2 separate regions of the Homo sapiens genome follow, and region 1 is linked to region 2. The links are chromatin contacts, found by Hi-C or POLR2A ChIA-PET in ENCODE. All regions are on one chromosome and are shown on one strand. Each heading gives the region's core, a stretch centred on a gene start or an enhancer-like site at or near the end of the contact. The rest is flanking DNA. Distances are from core to core; before and after follow the strand shown.

The links. A loop is a pair of places that touch in the nucleus more often than their neighbours do. ChIA-PET counts read pairs that join two places held with the same protein, here RNA polymerase II (POLR2A). Pooled maps may share reads with other maps.
Region 1: a loop to region 2 is called in a map of heart right ventricle, with 4 times the contacts of the local background. The contact joins the promoter of PSTPIP2 here to the enhancer-like site in region 2. A Hi-C loop is called at or near these places in 30 of 168 maps with a recorded cell type or tissue (A673, B cell, CD4-positive, alpha-beta T cell and 19 more), 26 of 37 single-sample maps with no recorded cell type and 25 of 50 pooled maps. POLR2A ChIA-PET finds 5 or more read pairs at or near these places in 7 of 52 experiments (BJ, CD4-positive, alpha-beta T cell, GM12878 and 4 more).

Annotation. Positions count from the first base shown.
Region 1 is chr18:46,069,072-46,073,851 of GRCh38, reverse strand. PSTPIP2 (proline-serine-threonine phosphatase interacting protein 2) reads left to right here and starts at 1,592. Exons shown (of 15, transcript NM_024430.4): 1 at 1,592-1,696. The coding sequence starts at 1,664. RefSeq lists silencers at 1,297-1,456, 1,587-1,636, 1,677-2,056 and enhancers at 1,186-1,687, 2,907-2,966, 3,007-3,106.
Region 2 is chr18:45,928,375-45,933,073 of GRCh38, reverse strand. It overlaps EPG5 (ectopic P-granules 5 autophagy tethering factor), which reads left to right. Exons shown (of 44, transcript NM_020964.3): 12 at 2,244-2,398; 13 at 4,065-4,205. Among named protein-coding and RNA genes, the nearest start is that of EPG5, 37 kb to the left of the region's middle. Within about 2 kb of position 1,900, at least 2 of the 41 ENCODE cell types and tissues checked have a DNase peak (open chromatin) inside an H3K27ac peak, as active enhancers do; they include heart right ventricle, where a contact is called at or near this core.

The DNA.
Region 1 (4,780 bases), core at 343-2,842, 140 kb before region 2:
ACGTTCTAATAACTTAAAATTATACATGTATTAAAAATTAAAATGTGACAATTAGAATTGTATCTAAACTATTTTTCCAGAATATTTAAAACTTCCAGGAAAAACCTTAGTGGTGTCTTCAGCTCTCCCGCTTCTATGTCCCCAGTTTGTGCCATTTCTTACCCCCTGCAGTTAAGCCTAGCTTCCTAGTGCCTACCACGTCCTCTGCTGCCCCTTGATGGTTCTGCCAGGCTTCTCTGCCTTCCTTCTAATCTCACTGCTTTCAAAGGATATGAGCAAGTACGTAAATGGATGCATCCCTTGGAGATGCTTGGTGGCTGGAGGCCACCTCTCCATCTTTGCAGTTGTGGATGACTTTATTGGTGGGAGTTCATCTGAGTGGGGCTGGCTGCAGTTTTATGGAGCAGAACTTGTTCCAGGTGCTTCACATAATTCTAGCAATTGCCCTTTCACTGTGTCTGGGTGTAGCTAGAACCTGCTCCAGGGGTGAGTGCTTGCTTCTCCAGGCTGGGCTGGTGCCAGTCTTGGCAACCTTGACCTTTATCCTCCCCACTTTGAGCACCTATTCCTCTGCCCAGGATGGATCTGCCCCAGGAAGGATGTCTGTCTTTGCATCTATTTAGAAGGGCAGAGCTCTAACCTTGAGCTCTTCATCCCTTAAATAAACTGTGATCTTGGGCAAGCCATTCAACCCCTCTGGGCCTCAGGTTGGGCTTCGGGCCTGTCGCACCAGGCAGTACTTTGTCATAAGCCCTGCATTACTATTAAAAGTCATGGCAAAAACCGCAATTACTTTTGTACCAATCTACTACAATGCAGAGAGGGGTCTGACCTGCCCTGGGGTTTTATTTGTGAGGGTGGAAGAGTGGAGGGAGAAGAAGGAATCTTGGGCCCCTCTTGCTGGGGTGGAATGGGCAGGGAAGGGTCTTGCCTTTTGAGAATGGAAAGGGAGTCAGAGAGCGGCTGAGCTCCTGGAAGCCCTGTTAGGACACCACCAAGTGACTAGAGTCAAGGGGAAACAGCAGAGATGACCTCTCCATGACATTTTAGACTAAAACGTGACCCCATTCATTAAAAACACCTGCAACAACAAAAAGTAAAATAAAAAATGAACCGTCCCCCAGGGCCTGATCTGCAGCAGGTGCCGGTGGGGCCCGCCGTGAAGCCAAGGCGTCTGCGGGAGTTGTCGGCCCCAGGCCTTCTGTAGCTTAAACCGGGTCCTCGCGACCATCTGATCAGATCCCGTCTATCACCCCGCAGAGCCTGGATTTCGTGCTGTCCAGGGGGCCTTGTGGGCAGGAACCCAAGCCAGGACCAGTTATTTCCAATACCCAAAGACTTCCAGAAGGAGGCAGCTAGCTTCGGGCTGATATATTGATCGTGGCCCGACGCTGTGGGGCTTTAAATGGGCCTGGGTCCGGGTGCGGGCTGCAGCCCCTGGCCGGGTGAGCGCCGAGGGTCCCGCCCAGGTCTCGCGCAGGGAGCGCAGAGCGCCGACGGCGGCCGTCGCAATCGGGAGTGGTTTAGGACCCGGGGGCGGCTTCCCTGCGCGAGTGTGGAACGCAGAAGTTGAGTCTGCGGAGCCGCGGGCAGTGGCAGTCAGGCCTCCCCGCTCTGTGCTACCTGCGGCCCGGCTCTCCTCCGCGCCCCCACTCGCGCTGCGATGACGCGCTCACTGTTCAAGGGAAACTTTTGGGTAAGTCGTGGGGCCGACAGCGGATCGCGGGGCTCAGGACCCGGCCCGGGCGGGAGGCCAACGCGGCGGGCGTGGGGGGCTCCCCAGCTCCGGCGCCACTCGGTGACCGCGCGCCCGGGGGCTTGGCGGAGCTCGCGCGTGAAGGGATCGGGGCCCCAGCCCCACTGCTCGAGGGGCAGACTTGGAGCGGACGCCGGGCTGCTGTTCCCTCTCTGTCCCCCGCTACCCACCGCGTGCCCGCGAGTCCCGGGGGCTCGGACTCCAGGGCCCACCCTCTGCCGCCCGCGCCCCCAGCAGCGCGTGCTCCTGAGGACGCAGAGAGCCGAGACACCTTAGAGTCAGGACATCAACCCCTCCTCTCACAGGCGAAGCAGAGACCCTTAGGGAGGCGAGACCCGTCCGGGGAGAGTCTCTGCCGGTCCCTGGAGCTGAGCCGTGAGAGGATCTGGGGGGATCTGGTGTGGGGGCTTGTGAGCTTTACCGGGTTGACAGCAGCAGCTGCCCCCCGGGATCGTCCTTTCCAGGAAACGTACAGCATAGAGGGCTTCCCTTTGCTGGAGCTTTCCCTGTTCTACAGCCTTGTTTCCCGAGCCCCCTCCCCAGGCCATTGCCCCAGCCCTTCCGTCCAGGCCCCATAGCGGGGCTGATGGTGTGGGAGACCCTATAAGCTGGAGGGGGTACCCCACCCAGCCCGGTAGGGCCAGCCCAGCCTGGAGGGAGCAGGTCTGCCTGTCCCCCTCCTCTGTCTAGTCCTCTTCCCTCTGTCCTCTCACTCCCCAGGTGCCCCTCAAGGTCCATGCCCCCTCATTCAGAGGAGCTGTCCTCATCCCTTTAAGACAGGAGCAGGAGGCTGCAAACCTCAAAGTTGACCGCAGCTGCCAAGGGGCCCTGACTCCTTACTGGGGCTCCTGCTTGCCTCCCCCCACCACCCACCCAGGTAGCTTCACAGCTGCCTAGATGGTCCCTCTACCCCACGTGGGCTGCAGGGTAGAGAAACCTGGCTGGGGACCTCAGGGACACAGTTGAGACTGTGCCTGTGAGTCCCTTCACTGGAGTTTGTGAGGTCCTTCTGGGGCACTACTCACCCTAGGGTGCAGGGTGGTGGCAGCCTCACAGAGGAACCAAGGGCACCACAGATGGCTCTCACGGGAGGCTTGCGAGTTTTTCAGGTAGAATGGAGGACTGGGGGATCCCATGGCAGGCACTGTGGGAAAAAGGCTCTGTATAATACAAACTGGAGAATGAGATGTGGGCCCCAGAAATAAGGAAGTCAGCAGAGGAACTGGTTCGTGGAGACATAAGGAGAAGGAGGCAGACGTGATACTAACAGTATTTAGTTCAGGCACAGTGGCTCATGCCTGTGATCCCAGCACGTTGGGAGGCCGAGGTAGGAGGATTGCTTGAGGCCAGGAGTTCGAGACCACCCTGGGCAACATAGTGAGACTCTGTCTGTCTCTACAAAAAAATCTTAAAAATTAGCTGGGCATGGTGGTGCATGCCTGTAGATATAGTTACTTGGGAGGCTGAGGCAAGAGGATTGCTTGAGGCCAGGAGTTTGAGGTTGCAGTGAGCTATGATCACATCACTGCACTCCAGCCTGGACGACAGAGTGATTTGTGTTTGTCTCAAAAACGAACAAACAAACAAACCCAACCAAACAACACAATCCTCAGTATTTAGCCACAGTTTTAGCACTGGCAAGGCTAAGGCCAGGCGGGCGCTAAGCCCCTCCCCACCAGCCTCCACCCCTCAGCCCCATGCCAGGGATGCTGGATACGGGGAGGTCTTAGCGGAGAGGGTGACAGGGTGAAGACAGGGTTCCAGGCCACAGAGTTTGCAGTATTTTAATATCTTCACAGCCAGTACAAACATGTCAGTGAGTACTCTCTAATGTCTGGTGGGTGACATGCAGGGTTTGAGGGGCTGGTGGAGATGGCCCCGCCCCTTGGGAAGATGTCCAGTTTTGAGAGCTTACCGAACAGCATGAAGCCTCTGAGGTGGGCTGCCCGGGCTTGAATCCAGTTCTGCCCCTTACTAGCTAGGTGACCCTGGGCAGCCTGCTTCCGCCCCCAAGCCTCAGTTTTTCCATACATAAAAATGGGGATAATAACAGTGTCTACTCCTTAGGACCGTTGGGAGGATTAAACTTGAGAGTTTAGTACAGTGCCTGACACACAGAGAGCACCTATAGTTGCCAGCTATTATTATCAGCAGTAGAGGTGACAAGTAAAAGAAGTGAGTGATGGTTATTCAAGGAGAAAGAATGAAGAGATCGGAAGTCCACAAAGAAGCACTCTTAGTGCATGCCTCTATTGATGGAGGAGGAGAAAGGGGACAGAGAAATAGAGGAAGAGATGAAGGGATACAACCAGGAAAGAGCTATCACAGGCCCAAGAGAGGGACATTCCAAGGAAGGTGAGAGGACTGTGGTCAAACGTGTTTGTACATGTTCCTGAAAAAGTATGAGTCAATACACACTTCATAAATGAATGTATTTAAATGCTTCATGAAAATATTTATTTAAAGAAATCTTCGATGAATCTGCTTCAAAAGGGAATAATCAGTGTTTAAAACTGGGCTTGGAGCTGGCGTGTGCCTGTAGTCCCAGCTACTAAGGAGGCTGGGCAACATAGTGAGACCCTGTCTCTAAAAATCATTTTAAAATAAATGAATAAAACTGGGATTGGCCCCCAATGAATTTGCCTGCTATTGGTACATACCTGTGTGTTGTTTCTCTCCCACCCTTCCCTGTTTATACCTTCTTTGTGGCACTTTGGTTAAGCAGTGCTGTATAATTTCTCTTGGTTAACTTTGATTGTATCTTGTCAGAATAAGACAGTGACCACAGTTTCCAAAGATCCAGGGAAACAGCCAGGCCACAATGAGAAAAAATTCCAGTTTTTGGGATGATCAGACACCAGTGTCCTTCAGATACGGGCATGCACGGGTGACAGTGGGACCCGTTTTGGAAGGGTAGATGAAAGCAGTGTTCTCTCACCCCTGGGGATTTCCAGGCTTCTCACTTGGGTGTGAGGTCCAAATCGTCCCTGAACCTCCTGTAGATACTTATTTTTCCTGGGCCTT
Region 2 (4,699 bases), core at 651-3,150:
GGGATGGTCAGCAGCACTACTTTGTATACCTGAGTCCTGGGTAGGTCTCCTTTGTAGTGTCATCTCCCTTCATTGCGGACTTACTATCTGCCAGGCTCTGTGTTAGCATGTGGCAGATGGAGCCGATGTCAAACAGCTCAGCTCTGTAGTGGATGTGATTCCAGACCCTGAAGTGGCAGTACCAGCCTTGCCTTGCCCTAGAGCTTTGGATCCTGCTGCTGGAGTTTTCTGTCTGGACTCCAGGCTTCCACGGCACTTTTATCTTTATCTCCCTTAGGGCCTGTATCACCTGACACAGGAGTTAGTGGCACAGTAGAGAAGTTTCATCTGCCTACTATGTTCTAGCTTTGAGAGTGGAGTCTTTGCAAAATTTGATCCTCCTGCTCTAATTTGCTGTTTTTTCATCTTCTCCTTTGCTTAATCTTTTATATATCAATTTTGTTAGGAGGCTTGATTTTTATTGTTTGTGGAAGAATAAGGCTTTCTAACATCTTTTCCCTTCCTCACTTTTTATATTTAGTAAATGCCAGAAGTGCTTATTCTTTATAACCAGTTCTTATTTATCTGTGGTAATAGGAGTAGGGTGAGCTTGAAATCAGTTTCCAGGGAACAAATTTTAACTAGTTTTAACATTTTCTAACTAGCAGATTTCTTAGCAATGATTGTTAAAAACCAGTCTGTTTTAATTTGGCTTCTTTTTGTTTATTTCTAGTCTAATCAACATTCTGACTACTAGTAAAGTGTAGCCATAAGCAAATCTGATGATAAATAACTGTAGAAATGTGTTTGTCCTTATAGTTAATATTTTAAAAGCTAATTAGAAAGTTATTTCACTTTCCCATTGTTTTTTCTATAGAGTTATTTAAAATATAAGGCCTTTTCCTTGATTTGTACCTTAAACATTGTAAGTTTGAATGATAATTCTTTTTTTTCTTTTTAAATATCCTTTCACAATATACGTTAGAATGATCATGCCAATTTTCATTATTCTGGGAATACTTTGTGTAATAATTTCCACTATAAATCCAATTTGGAGATGGAAAATGAAAATTGGTTTGGTAAATGTCCCAGAGTTATTTTGAAAATGCAGGAAATTTGGTGAGCTATCTACCTTGGTTTCTCAAATGTGTAAATATGAAAAGAATTATTGGCTTGTTGCCTTCTTACTGTGAAAAGTTCCATCAAGGATATATATATATATGTATATATTTAATTTAATTTTATTATTATTATTTTTTTGAAATGGAGTCTTGCTCTGTTGCCCAGGTGGGAGTACAGTGGTGTGATCTTGGCTCACTGCAACCTCCGCCTCCCAGGTTCAAGTGATTCTCCTGCGTCAGTCTCCCGAGTAGCTGGGACTACAGGCGTGTGCCACCACGCCCAGCTAATTTTTGTATTTTTAGTAGAGACGAGGCTTCACCATGTTGGCCAGGCTGGCCTCAAACTCCTGACTTCAAGTGATCTGCCCATCTTTGGCCTCTGAAAGTGCTGGGATTACAGGTGTGAGCCACAGCGCCCGGCCAAGCACATATATTTTTAAAATGGGCTTTTTTTCCTTTCTGCTGTAGAACTTTGCATGTAGTTTACTGTCATGTATATTTGTGAATATTGCTTCCTAATGGCAGAATTTAGTATTGCTTTTACAACATCCTTTGTGATATAGGCAAAACATATCACATTTATTATATCGTTTATGACATTCATTAGTATTTCATTTACGGTTATAACTAATTTCTTGCCCCCAGTTTTTCTTCATAAGCAAATCTCTTTTTTTTGGAATGCCCTATTTGTGCCAAGTAGTTGCTAGTATTAGCAGTTTTCATTAGTCAGGTCTTTGTTTGTCTGACAGTTACCAAGTAGCTTCAAGTGTGCCTTTGAAGTTGGCAGTACTGCCTTTGAAGGTGACTGCCTGGTGACAGCAGCAGTGCTTTGCAGTTAACTAAGCACGTCACCAGTGACATGCTATTTAACCTTCTTATTAAGTAACCTTTTGAGACAGATGTGGGTACTGAAGCTAAGAGATGTTAAATGTTTTCTGTGAGGCTACATTATATTTAGAGTTTGTTGGAATTTCAGAGGCCATCTGGTCCAGCCTTATTCCTGATGCCTGTAGAAATCTATTTTGGAACAAAGAAAGACCTTTTGTATCTTTAAATATTCCTAAATCTTTTTCTCTGGAAGAGTGATTAAAAGATATAAATTTATTCTTTCCCCACTCTAATTTTCTTGATATGAACTTGCAGACCCAGAACATTTTACCAACTTTGAGAAGTGTCTTTCTTCTATGAATAGCTCAGAAGAGATTTGCCTTCTGACTACCTTTGCTCAGATGGCTCAGGCCAGAAGAACCAATGTGGACGAAGACTTCATAAAAATTATTGTTCTGGAGATATATGAGGTTAGAATATGAAGTTTTATAAATCAGCTAAAAATGTTTTCTTTTGGATTGTCCATCTGTTGATTTTTTGGGGGATTGCTTTTACAAATTGTGACTTATTTAGCTACTGTCTACACTTCAGAGAAGGGATAGAGAATCAGTGGAACATTATTTTGCTACAGGGATTATTGAAAATGTGAATTATATCCATTCCCCAGTACTTATTATCTTTTGAAATTTGTTGCACCAGTTTCAGTAAGGGAGAGACAATGTGACACAGCCTGACACAGTTTTTATGATGTATGTTTCCCTCGCCCCCACCCCTTCAACTAAACTCTTCCACTCTGGCTAGTAGCAGAAACCTAGCTTCCCAGCCAGTTTAAATGAGATGGTGGGAAGAATATTGAACCTGGAGTTAGGATACCTGAGTTTTAACTCTGCTATTAATTGGCCATCTCACATCAAAAAAGATAACTTATTACCCCAGGCTTCATTTTCCTCATCTATAATATGAAATTACAGGCTGGGAGGAGATCCTTGCATTCTTCATCTTTTCACTGAGCCATCCGTGAAGGTGGAGGGGAGTGAAATTTGGACCCCTGAGCATCTAGGGACTAGCCCAAAGTGGTTACCAAAATGTTCATTGGAGTTTTTTGTATATTTAAAAAGCCTTGCACATTTTACACTTTAAGCTGTCATTTATCTGTTTATCTGCATACAAAATATCTCCTCCAAAGTATTCTAGTGTGCTCAAGTAAAATTATGTTTGAAGATGATTATTTGGGTTTTATTATCTTCCCCTAATAATCCAGTTTGAGAATGACAAACCTGGATGTTCTTTCCAGGATCAAATACTTGATTCAGCTGTTCCTATACTGGTACTTCATAACCATGCATAAAGTTAAGATCTCGATGGATCTGGAATTCAGACTGTCTTCATGATCTGAAAAACTTGGGGAGAGAAGACATATTTTCACAGACATTAAGTGACATTCTCAAGATCTGTTGCTAAAGTAATATTTATGCTCTTGAGTAAAGTTTCCAGTGTTTTGACCAGGAGTCACAATAAAAATTACATTCTATATTACATTCTGATCCTGTGTGTGTATGTACAATTGAAGCAATACTTAATCTACCTGTGATACACTATTACATTTTTCTATTTTATTTTATTCTGTTATTTTTCTGTATATTCCATTGTGTTAAAAAATACCATTGGCATTAATGGATTGTAACATACACTTTGGAAGACATAATTCAAAAGGAGTTGGTAAACAATGTTTTAGAAGGTCTTGTAGTTAGGGTTCTTATTCTGTAGGGGAAGCTAGGCATTTCCATGAAATGCATTCTGATTTTCATCATTGTAGTGATTTCCTCAGATTTAGAAAAGTTTTGAAACTGCAGGAACCATTTTATTGTTACCGACAGACTTTGGGATATACTTTTTGAATCCACACTTGAAGTCATTGTTATAAGAAGTTGCCATTCTCTTATATTCCTCTCCCTGCACCTTTCGGCCTCAGAGTAGACAGTTGCCTGTATGAAGTTTTAACATTTTTTGGAACATAGTGTCAATTAAGGCTCAATGTAAGATTCTTTCTGCTTTGCTTGAAAAAATGATATAAGTGTGTTTTGACTGCTAATTGATATTAAAAGTGCCATCTTCTTCCCCCTTCCCCCCATTTAGGTATCTTATGTCACCTTGTCTACCAGAGAGACTTTTTCAAAGGTTGGTCGAGAGCTTTTAGGGACTATCACAGCTGTTCACCCTGAGATAATTTCCGTCCTTCTGGATAGAGTTCAAGAGACCATTGACCAGGTTGGAATGGTAAGAGCACTGATTTTGTTTGTTTTTGTTTTTTCAAATCTTGGAGTAATGGAACATTGGCAAAAATAGGAAGGTTCTTGGGAATGATCTTGTCACTAGGGGTATAAACAGGATAAAAGGAACTAACATTTACTGTGCCAGCCTCTGTGTCACTCACCACACCAACTTGGGATTAGCTGCTGCTTATAAAAAGATGTGATTGTTTCTCTCAAATCTCAAGGTTGACTTGTCCACCTCGTTCAATAACATATTTTTACTTTACTTATGACCTATAGTTAATTAACAATTTTTATTTCATAATTTGTTTGGCTTTCATAGTTTTTATATTTTATACTTGGAATAAACAACTGACAAAGAAGGTCCTATTTAAAGTCAGCCAAAAGCAAAATAAATAGTATGTAGTAACTTAAGTTGAGGAGGACACATTTAATTTGTTTCTGTCATTTGTCACAATCCCTTTTGCAATCTTCATGTAGTTTTTCAAAAGTTTTCTT